Linked DNA regions of Homo sapiens: region 2 is linked to region 1. Evidence: chromatin contacts called from ENCODE Hi-C data. All regions are on one chromosome and are shown on one strand. The core of a region is the stretch at or near the end of the contact, and the rest is flanking DNA. Distances in the headings are between cores, read along the strand shown.

Region 1 (4,258 bases), core at 1,020-3,519:
GGGGTGGAAGAATATGGGGGGTGGGGGGTGGGTTTGATGCTTCTTAAAAACACATGAGCTGCCTCTCTCATCTGGCAATCATTGACTTATTAACTCTTATTTAAAAAGTTCACACAAATCCAGAGAACTTGTCCTGCTATAAGAATGCAGTGAGAACTAGACGAGGCGTGGAAGCCGTCCAACTGTGCAGGGCAATGATCCTAGGCTGTGGCTACAGGCAGACACGTGCGCCCCCGCGGCAGCTCCCAGCCTGGGTCTGCAGCTCCAAGCGCTGCTGTTTTCACTGGACCCTAAGAAAACCACGACTCAAGACCAGAAAGGTCTGGAATTAGAAAGAACAGACCCAACAACTCTGCTCCTGGGCGTCATATATGTCCTTTGAAGACATCTGGGGAAATGCAGAACACAGGCTGGGAAGAGGAAATTAAAATGATCATGAATATATACAAAATATCAGGCCACTCTCCTTGTAGCCACTTTACCCTAAAGCGGTAGCCCTCTGCCCACCTGACATGTGGTCCAAGCTTTTAATTGAAGACCATGCCTTGAGCTCTGTGAAGTTTTGATCTGAGCCAGCAGAGGCTGTCCCAAAGGTTCCGAGAACACTCCCCCATCACAGGCAGGACAATTTCATCAGGGAAGCTCTGGAGACCTGGCTTCAGAGTGACCAGATGACGGGCTTGCAGACCTTTCACAGTTCCCTGTAGAAGACCCCTAAATATATATGGCTTCGCACAAGAGGCAATTCCCAAGAGTGGAATATTTTTCTGTGTCCGACTGTGGAAGCTGGGACCTCCCTCTCTGAGGGTCCTTGCCTCAACGCCTTAGTCCCTGGACCCCTTTTGACTTTGCTCCGCTTCCACACTCTGGTTGAGTCTCTGACCAAAATGAGGAAGGGGCTGCACTGAGATTCCTTTGGGGGTTAACCTGGCTTCCTACCTCCCATGGCTAATAAGTGCTATCCAGTGGCTTGTTGGAGGACAACCATTAATTAGATACACCAGTGCCGATTTATCTTATTAGAAATCTGCATGCAAGTAGCTATGAGAATGCAGAAGCTTTCAGGATTCCTAGCGCTCCAGATCGCCTTAGTTGCTGACGTCTTTGCTCCTTGATTTGCATTCATAGCTGGGGTTTTGTTTTGTGTCAGTTGCACAAGCATCAGGGCAGGGCTGCCCCAAAGTCTGTGCCCACAACCCCCTCTGATACAATGTTTAATCGATTCGTGTTGCAGTAGCTTGAAATATCTGTGGGTTCCCTCTAACCAACCGATTTGCCTGCAAACCCCATTTTTTACCCTTTTATTGTTTGCAAAACCAACAACTTTGCAAAACCATTTCCAGGGAACGGGAGGACCAGCTCTGCATCCGTGTAGAGCTGCACCAGCCACAGCAAGCCGAGCTCTGTGCATTACTGCGATTTTCAAAATATAAAGATAAAATATTTGAAGTTTTTCTTGAAAAGGGGAAAACGCAGCTCTAGCCCTCTCCGTTTGCCGCGGGGGATGGGGGTGTTGTCCACGTGCCAGACGTGACGGCCTAACGGTTTGATTTATGAGTCTGATAATAAGAATCCCATTAGGCTCCTCTCATTGAGAAAAAGGAGCAGAAGAAAAAAAGCTGTGTGTGTCACCAAGCAGCATTGACGCAGGCAGCTCTGACGGCAGCAGCCGCGGGCGGGCGGGGGGCCCGGGGGGCCCGCGAGGGGCGCGCGAGGGCCGGCAGCTCCTGCGCAGGGTCCCTTAGCCACCCCCGCGCCTTTTCAGCTCCCGCCCCCGCTGTCGCCATCCCCACGACCCCCACGCACCACTGCACTCGTCCCCGCACGGCTCCCGCGACTCTTCGAGTCCCCCAGGCAACCCAGCCCCCGCTACTGCAACCCTGCACCCCTCTGTAGTGACGGGTGCCACCCTATGTGATCCCCCTGCCCCTGTGGAGCCCTAGTCCTCCGAGGGGAGAGTGAAAGAGGGAGGCACCTGGGAGGGGGCAGTTCACAGCCCCCCAGGAAGGGGGTCACAGCCCTCCCCTCCCTCCGAGGAAGGAGGTAGGGCTGGGAGCCTGGGGTCCTGTGTTCCGAGGCCCCGGGGAGTTGCAGTCACGGGAACCTCCCCACAGGCCCAAGCTGCCTGCAGACGGGGCCCGCAGCCGCTTGTCCAGCAAATACCCATTGTTCACGGGCTGAGAACATGCTAGAGTCAGGGCTATTTTTCTATTTAAAGTCATCTGGGCAGGAAAAAAAGAGTAATGCGCTGTGCTCGGAGTGCGCAAGTGTGATCCAAGGCCCGGTGCCTGCACCCACGCGTGGTTCCCAGTGGACAGAGCCAGGCCTCAGCCTGGAGTTGCGGCCACTGCTCCCGGGCAGTAGGAGGACCTGGGCTCCGGGCCAGCCCCGAAGATGGTGCGGGGACAAATGCCACTGCTGGACCCACGCACAAATGCTGCTTCTGATATCCAGGCAAAACAAGCCAAGGACGGCATGGAACACCTGGGCTTCCAGACCAGTGGTTTTCTCACGGTCTCAGAACAGAATGACTGGCAAGATGTCCCCCTAAGGACGCTAGAAAAGTAATTGTATCGGCTAGCCCTGATTCAGCCCTCCAGCCTTAAATTTCTACACGTCTACTCGAAATGTAGCGAGATCGAGAAGGAATTAGAGAGACTGATAAACAAAAAACAGGCCTTAAAATTCCATTACTAATTATCAAAAAGTAGTAATGGCACGTGGCACGTCTGGCACGTGGACATCCAAAAAACTAAAAAGCTCAAGTACGTCCAACCCTCGCAATTCCAAGTCCATAAGTCATTCTATAAACATTTTAATCAGCCAGTGCCTAAACTTCCCCCATCAATCCCGCTACACTACATCCACTTGGGGAGGGAGATGTGCCATTCATAATGTCCCAGGGACATGGAGCTTTCAAACCCCCTGGGGCAGAAGGCACCCCATGTCCCTGGAACTAAAAACGGGAATGTCTGATGCTTGCGCACCAGGATTCACAACAGCCATAGCCAGTATTCACCATAGTCAAGAGGAGGGACCAGCCCGGTGCCCCTCAACCGATGAACGAATACACAAAACATGGTGCATCCATGCAATGGAGCATCAGCCTTAAGGAAGGGAGCACTGACCCGTGCCGCAACCTGGATAAGAACATTGTGCTCAGTGAAACGAGCCAGTCACAGAAGGACAAACCCTGCAGGATTCCACTTACAGGAAGTCCCTGGAGTAGACAAATTCATAGAGACAGGAAGTAGAGTGGTGGTTGCAAGGAGCTGGGGGAGGGGTGTCGGGAGTTATTGTTCAATAGGTAGAATATTGTTCTGTTGGGGATGATGAAAAGTGTTGGAAATAGATCATGGCGCTCATATCACAACATCATGAATTTAATCAATGCCACTGAATTGTATCCTTAAAGATGGCGACAATGGAAAATTTATATATATATATATTTTATATATATGTACATATATATGTGTGTGTACACACACACACACACACACACACATATATATATATAACCACAACAAAACAAACAAACAAACATGAATGTCTGTTAGCACAGATGCTTCACCCAGGTTTCCTCTTCAAATTGCCTTCTGGGAAGAGCACCCCCAGGCATGGTGTCAGCACCCTCAGGCACCCCCAGCTTGAAATGGACCCTCTGCCTCCTTAAAAACAAAGTGAGATAAGATACCAAAAACCACTAGGGTTCTCTTGCTCATTTACGTCTTTTAAAAAGATCACCCTGTCTATTTGAGAATTTGGGGGAGCAGACTACATTCTTACATCATTTGGCTCTTCCCTTCGATAGTGCCTCACCACGTGCACTGCCGAACATAGAATGGATTTTGTGAAGACAAGTAATTTCAGTGTTTTTGGTTACTGCTAACCTAAGTGTATTAGTTTCCTATTGCTGCTGTAATAAATTACTACAAATGTGGTAGCTTAGAACTGCAAAAATCTATGATTTATGGTCTTACAGTTCTGCAGGTCAGAAGTGTAAACTGAAATGAAGTTGTGGGCGGGCTCTGTTCCCCTGCAGACTCTCGGGGAATCCCTCTCCTGGCCCCTGCCTGCATTCCTCTGCTCACAGCCCCTTCCTCCATGGTCAGAGCCTGCCAGGCTCCCTCTCCCTCTGAACAGCTGAGGAAGGAATTCCTCTTTTCAGGATTCACACGATTAAATTGGGCAGGCTCACCTGGATCATTTAGGTTGGTCTCTCCATCTCAAGCTCCATGCCCTTGACATCTGCAAAAAT
Region 2 (4,258 bases), core at 705-3,204, 380 kb before region 1:
TCCTAACAGAAAATGAACCCCACTCAATCAAGGGCTTACCATTTTCATTCTCAAAGGCATTTCTTCTTAACACCACTTATTTTGAATAGATAGCATAAGTAGACTGTACAAATTTCAAAAAGAACAAAGGAAGATACAATGAAAAGTCAGTGTCACTCTTGGTCATCCTTAGAGGCAGCCACTACTAACATTTCTCCAGTATCTTTGCAAACATGAATGTATATATTTTCTTTGTCCCTATGCACAATGAGTAGCATACTTTATACACTATTCAGAACCTGGGTTTTTTTCTTGAAAATAAAAAAGATATTTCATATCAGCACATAAAGAATTCCTTTATTCCTAATGGCTGTATACTAATCCACTAAACGGATGCACCATAATTTATTTAACTCTCTCCCTATGGGTAGATATGTAAACTCTAATCTTTCCATACTAAAAACAATGCTGTACACATGAAATTGCACAAACTGGCTTGTCTATCCTAGGAAATCTCTAGATGGGCTTGCTGGATCAAAGGGGATGTCCATTATTAACACTAATACACTGCGGGTCACTAATGTTGAGAATTCCTGTTCACCAAAGGCATTTCTTTTATTTTTTATTTTAGAGACAGGATCTCCCTCTGTTGCCCAGGCTGGAGTGCAATGGCACAATCTCGGATCACTACAACCTCCACCTCCCGGGTTCAACCGATTCTCACGCCTCAGCCTCCCGAGTAGCTGGGATCACAGGAGCGCATCACCACGCCTGGCTAATTTTTGTATTTTCAGTAGAGATGAGGTTTCACTATATTGGCCAGGCTGGTCTCAAACTCTTGACTTCAAGTGATCCACCTGCCTCAGCCTCCCAAAGTGCTGAGATTACAGGCGTGAGCCACCGCACCCGGCTACCAGAGGAATTTTGTTATATTTATTTGTTTTTTTTGGAGACAGGGTCTTGCTCTGTTGCCCAGGCTGGAATGCAATGGCGCAATCTTGGCTCATTGCAACTTCCGCCTCCCGGGTTCAAGCGATTCTTCTGTCTCAGCCTCCCAAGTAGCTGGGACTACAAGCACATGCCACCACGCCCAGCTAATTTTTTTATTTTTAGTAGAGAGGGGGTTTAACCGTATTGCCCAGGCTGGTCTCGAATTCCTGACCTCAGGTGATCCGCCCGCCTCGGCCTCCCAAAGTGCTGTGATTACAGGCGTCAGTCACCGCGCCCGGCCACCAGAGGCATTTTAAATGATCGTCCACATTAGAAACAAAACGAAACGAAACAACTTGGAAAAGTGAGCAAAAGCCTTCAATGTGTTCTTTTCTCTGCCTTTGTGATCCGAAAGTCGTGCTGCGGTTTATATACTCCTAGGCGAGGGTCGCGTGCTAATGATCCCTTTCTTTTCAATATGCACCCGCGGTGGGACTTACAGAACCTTTATTTTCAACACGTAAGCAGTCACGCTTCCTCGAGCCTAAGGCTTTGTGCTATTCTTAAATGCTTTCCTCCTCCGACGCTGCGGCTCCCTCCTGAGCCCGTAGCTGCAGCGCGTTGGTGAGGAGCGCCGGCCCTGGGTGCCGCCCGCCACCCTGGAGGGACCGGTCCGGGGGAAAGTGCTCGGGAGAAGCCAGGGGCCCCGGCTGCGGTCGCTGGCCCGGGGCTCTGCGCACTCCCCAGTGCCCGGAAACCGCAGGCTGGCCCAGCTTGCGGGCCGGGTCCGCCCACGTGGGTGTGGGAAGCGCAGGGGACGCGGGCCGCCCGGCCAAGGTGCCCTTGCCAGGAACCGGCGCAGACACAGGCCCTGGGCGGCGCGGGAACCCGGCCAGTCCCACCGCGCGCTGCGCCGCAGGGGCCCCACTGCAGGTCGCCCCAAGACCGCGCGACGCTCGGCAGGGCGCCCACAGTCCTGTGGGTCAGAGAAATGTCACCTCCACGTCCCCGCTGGCCGGGAGCCGCTGGAGCCTAGCAACCGCCTGCCAGCCCCGGCCCAGCCCCAGCCGTTTTACGGCAGCGGGCCCCGCCCCCGTGCGCCACCGAGGGCGGGAAGGAGGCGTGCGGCACGAGCCAGCCAGTCCGCGCCACCATCTCTGGCCCTGCGCCCTGTCATTGGCCGAGAGCCGGGCGGCGCGGCGCGGCCGTAAGGCGTGGCCGGGTGTCGTGAGGCGGGCCTTCGGGCTGGCTCGCCGTCGGCTGCCGGGGGGTTGGCCGGGGTGTCATTGGCTCTGGGAAGCGGCAGCAGAGGCAGGGACCACTCGGGGTCTGGTGTCGGCACAGCCATGGCGGGCGCGTTGGTGCGGAAAGCGGCGGACTATGTCCGAAGCAAGGATTTCCGGGACTACCTCATGAGGTGACGAGCGCCGCAGGCCGAACCCCGCAACCCGGAGGGGCTCCCGGGAGGCTGCGACCCGTGCAGTCCGCGACGAGGGCGGCCGCGAGGACGCGGTGGCCCCGGGCAGCGGGTGGGCCGGGGCCCAGGCGAGAGGGTGCGCTTGTCAGGGGGGCCCCACCCGGATCCCTCCCGGACCGCCACACCCCGAAGCGGACGGCGTAGAGAGCCGGTGACAGTGGGCGCCTTTCAGGGCGGGGGTGACAGTGGGCGCCCCTCAGGGCGGGGGTGACAGTGGGTGTCCTCTCCCGGCAGGGTGACAGTGGGCGCTCCTCAGGGCGGGGGTGACAGTGGGTGTCCTCTCCCGGCAGGGTGACAGTGGGCGCCCCTCAAGGCAGGGGTGACATTGAGTCCCCTTCAGGGAGTGGGTGACGGTGGGCGTCCCTCCTGGCCAAGGTGACACTGGGGACGCCTCTCCTGGTAGGCATAACAGTGGACGCCCTTCCCGGCCAGAGTGGCAGTGGGGACCTGGAGGGACGAAAGCGACGGCGCTCCTCAGGACAGGGTGACCATGGGGACGCCTCTCCCGGCAGGGGTGACAGTGGGCGCCCCTCAGGGCAGGGTGACCCGGCAGGGGTGACAGAGGCTCGTTCCTCTCCCATGGTTGGCAGTGGGCACGTCCCTCCGGGCCAGTTGACAGTGGCTCGCTCCTCCGGGCGGGAGTGGTTTCCTGGCCGGTTTCTACCAGATCCTCGGAGTGGGTCGCCGGTCACCTGCGGCCGTCCAGGTGTGCCAGAGGCGGCGACCTGGGTGTGGGGTGGGGAGACGCCAGCGGGAGGCGCTGCTGAGAGCGCGGCGCGGCGCTGTTGGAGCGGAGCTTCGGGTGCGCCCAGCGCGCTTCTGGGACAGCGGAAATAAAATGTGCTGGCCTTGGGTTCGCCTTTCGGTTTTCTCATTCTAAGGACTTTAAGCTTGGGAGGAAGTACAATTTAAGATGTTTTTATATACGAAATTCTGTCAACCAAAGTAAAGTGACGTGTCTCTAAGGTCATACTTTTTCTTCTTGTTCTATTTTCTGTTAACTCCTCCTTTCCAGTTAGAAACAAAGAGCATTCGCGGTTGGAAAGCCTGAAAATACACTTTCTATAATTTATTTGCACCTCTCATCTTGGGGCGCTTGCTTTTATTTCAAAATATTGAATATAACTTTGAAGCAGTTTTAGGTTATTTAGGAGTGTAATTTTAGTTAGTTTTTCAGTGTATGATTTTAAAACCTAGGTACGTGTACAGCTGCGGTTTTTTTTCGGTAGTTAATAGTGTGGTCAAGAGGTAAAGAGATGAAAGCTGAGGAGGAATAAATCCTGTTATAACCACACAAAAGGGATAGTATGAAGGCAACTTGATTTTAGCAATAAAAAAGTTTTAAATCCTGAATTTTATTGCAAATACTGTTTACTTCTACTTTTATAGAGCAGTAGGGTAGGAAAAATAATTCAGTCTGCCATATGGTAAACTTGTAAACAGAAGCTTCACTTCTGACTTTCAAAAAAAGACATTTCTATGCTTAAATAGAACTACTATTAATTAAGATGGGTGTTTAGCACTGTGGAGCACAGCAATGTATCAGATTAATGGTAGTAAAAATGTGAACAAGGTAGCAGTCTGAGGGTATGCTCTCAATCCTTGCTGTTAAGTTTCTCTACAGCTTTGAATATTACTTTAGCTTTTTACTAATGTGTTGGATACTGAGCCTTCCTAATAGGTACAGCTAAGGATAACATTGTGTGGTAAAATTAAAAATACAGTTATGACACCTAGCTATATAAAAATTATGCTGATAATTACTTAACCGTTTTCTTTTCTTTTTTTTTTTTTTTTTTTTTTTTTGAGACAGAGTTTGTCTCTTGTTGCCCAGGCTGGAGTGCACTGGCACTATTTTGGCTCATCCAAACC

Evidence for each region. Hi-C counts contacts between places; a loop is a spot of excess contacts on that map. Pooled maps may share reads with other maps.
Region 2: a loop to region 1 is called in a map of ascending aorta, with 4 times the contacts of the local background. The contact joins the promoter of MPC1-DT here to the enhancer-like site in region 1. A Hi-C loop is called at or near these places in 2 of 168 maps with a recorded cell type or tissue (ascending aorta and sigmoid colon) and 1 of 50 pooled maps.

Annotation. Positions count from the first base shown.
Region 1 is chr6:166,003,567-166,007,824 of GRCh38, reverse strand. No RefSeq gene overlaps it. Among named protein-coding and RNA genes, the nearest start is that of LINC00473, 18 kb to the right of the region's middle. RefSeq lists an enhancer at 845-1,377. Within about 2 kb of position 2,269, at least 14 of the 41 ENCODE cell types and tissues checked have a DNase peak (open chromatin) inside an H3K27ac peak, as active enhancers do.
Region 2 is chr6:166,380,874-166,385,131 of GRCh38, reverse strand. MPC1-DT (MPC1 divergent transcript) reads right to left here and starts at 1,954. Exons shown (of 1, transcript NR_189630.1): 1 at 1-1,954. MPC1 (mitochondrial pyruvate carrier 1) reads left to right here and starts at 2,192. Exons shown (of 5, transcript NM_016098.4): 1 at 2,192-2,326. The coding sequence starts at 2,256. RefSeq lists silencers at 1,520-2,259, 2,410-2,509 and an enhancer at 2,870-3,049.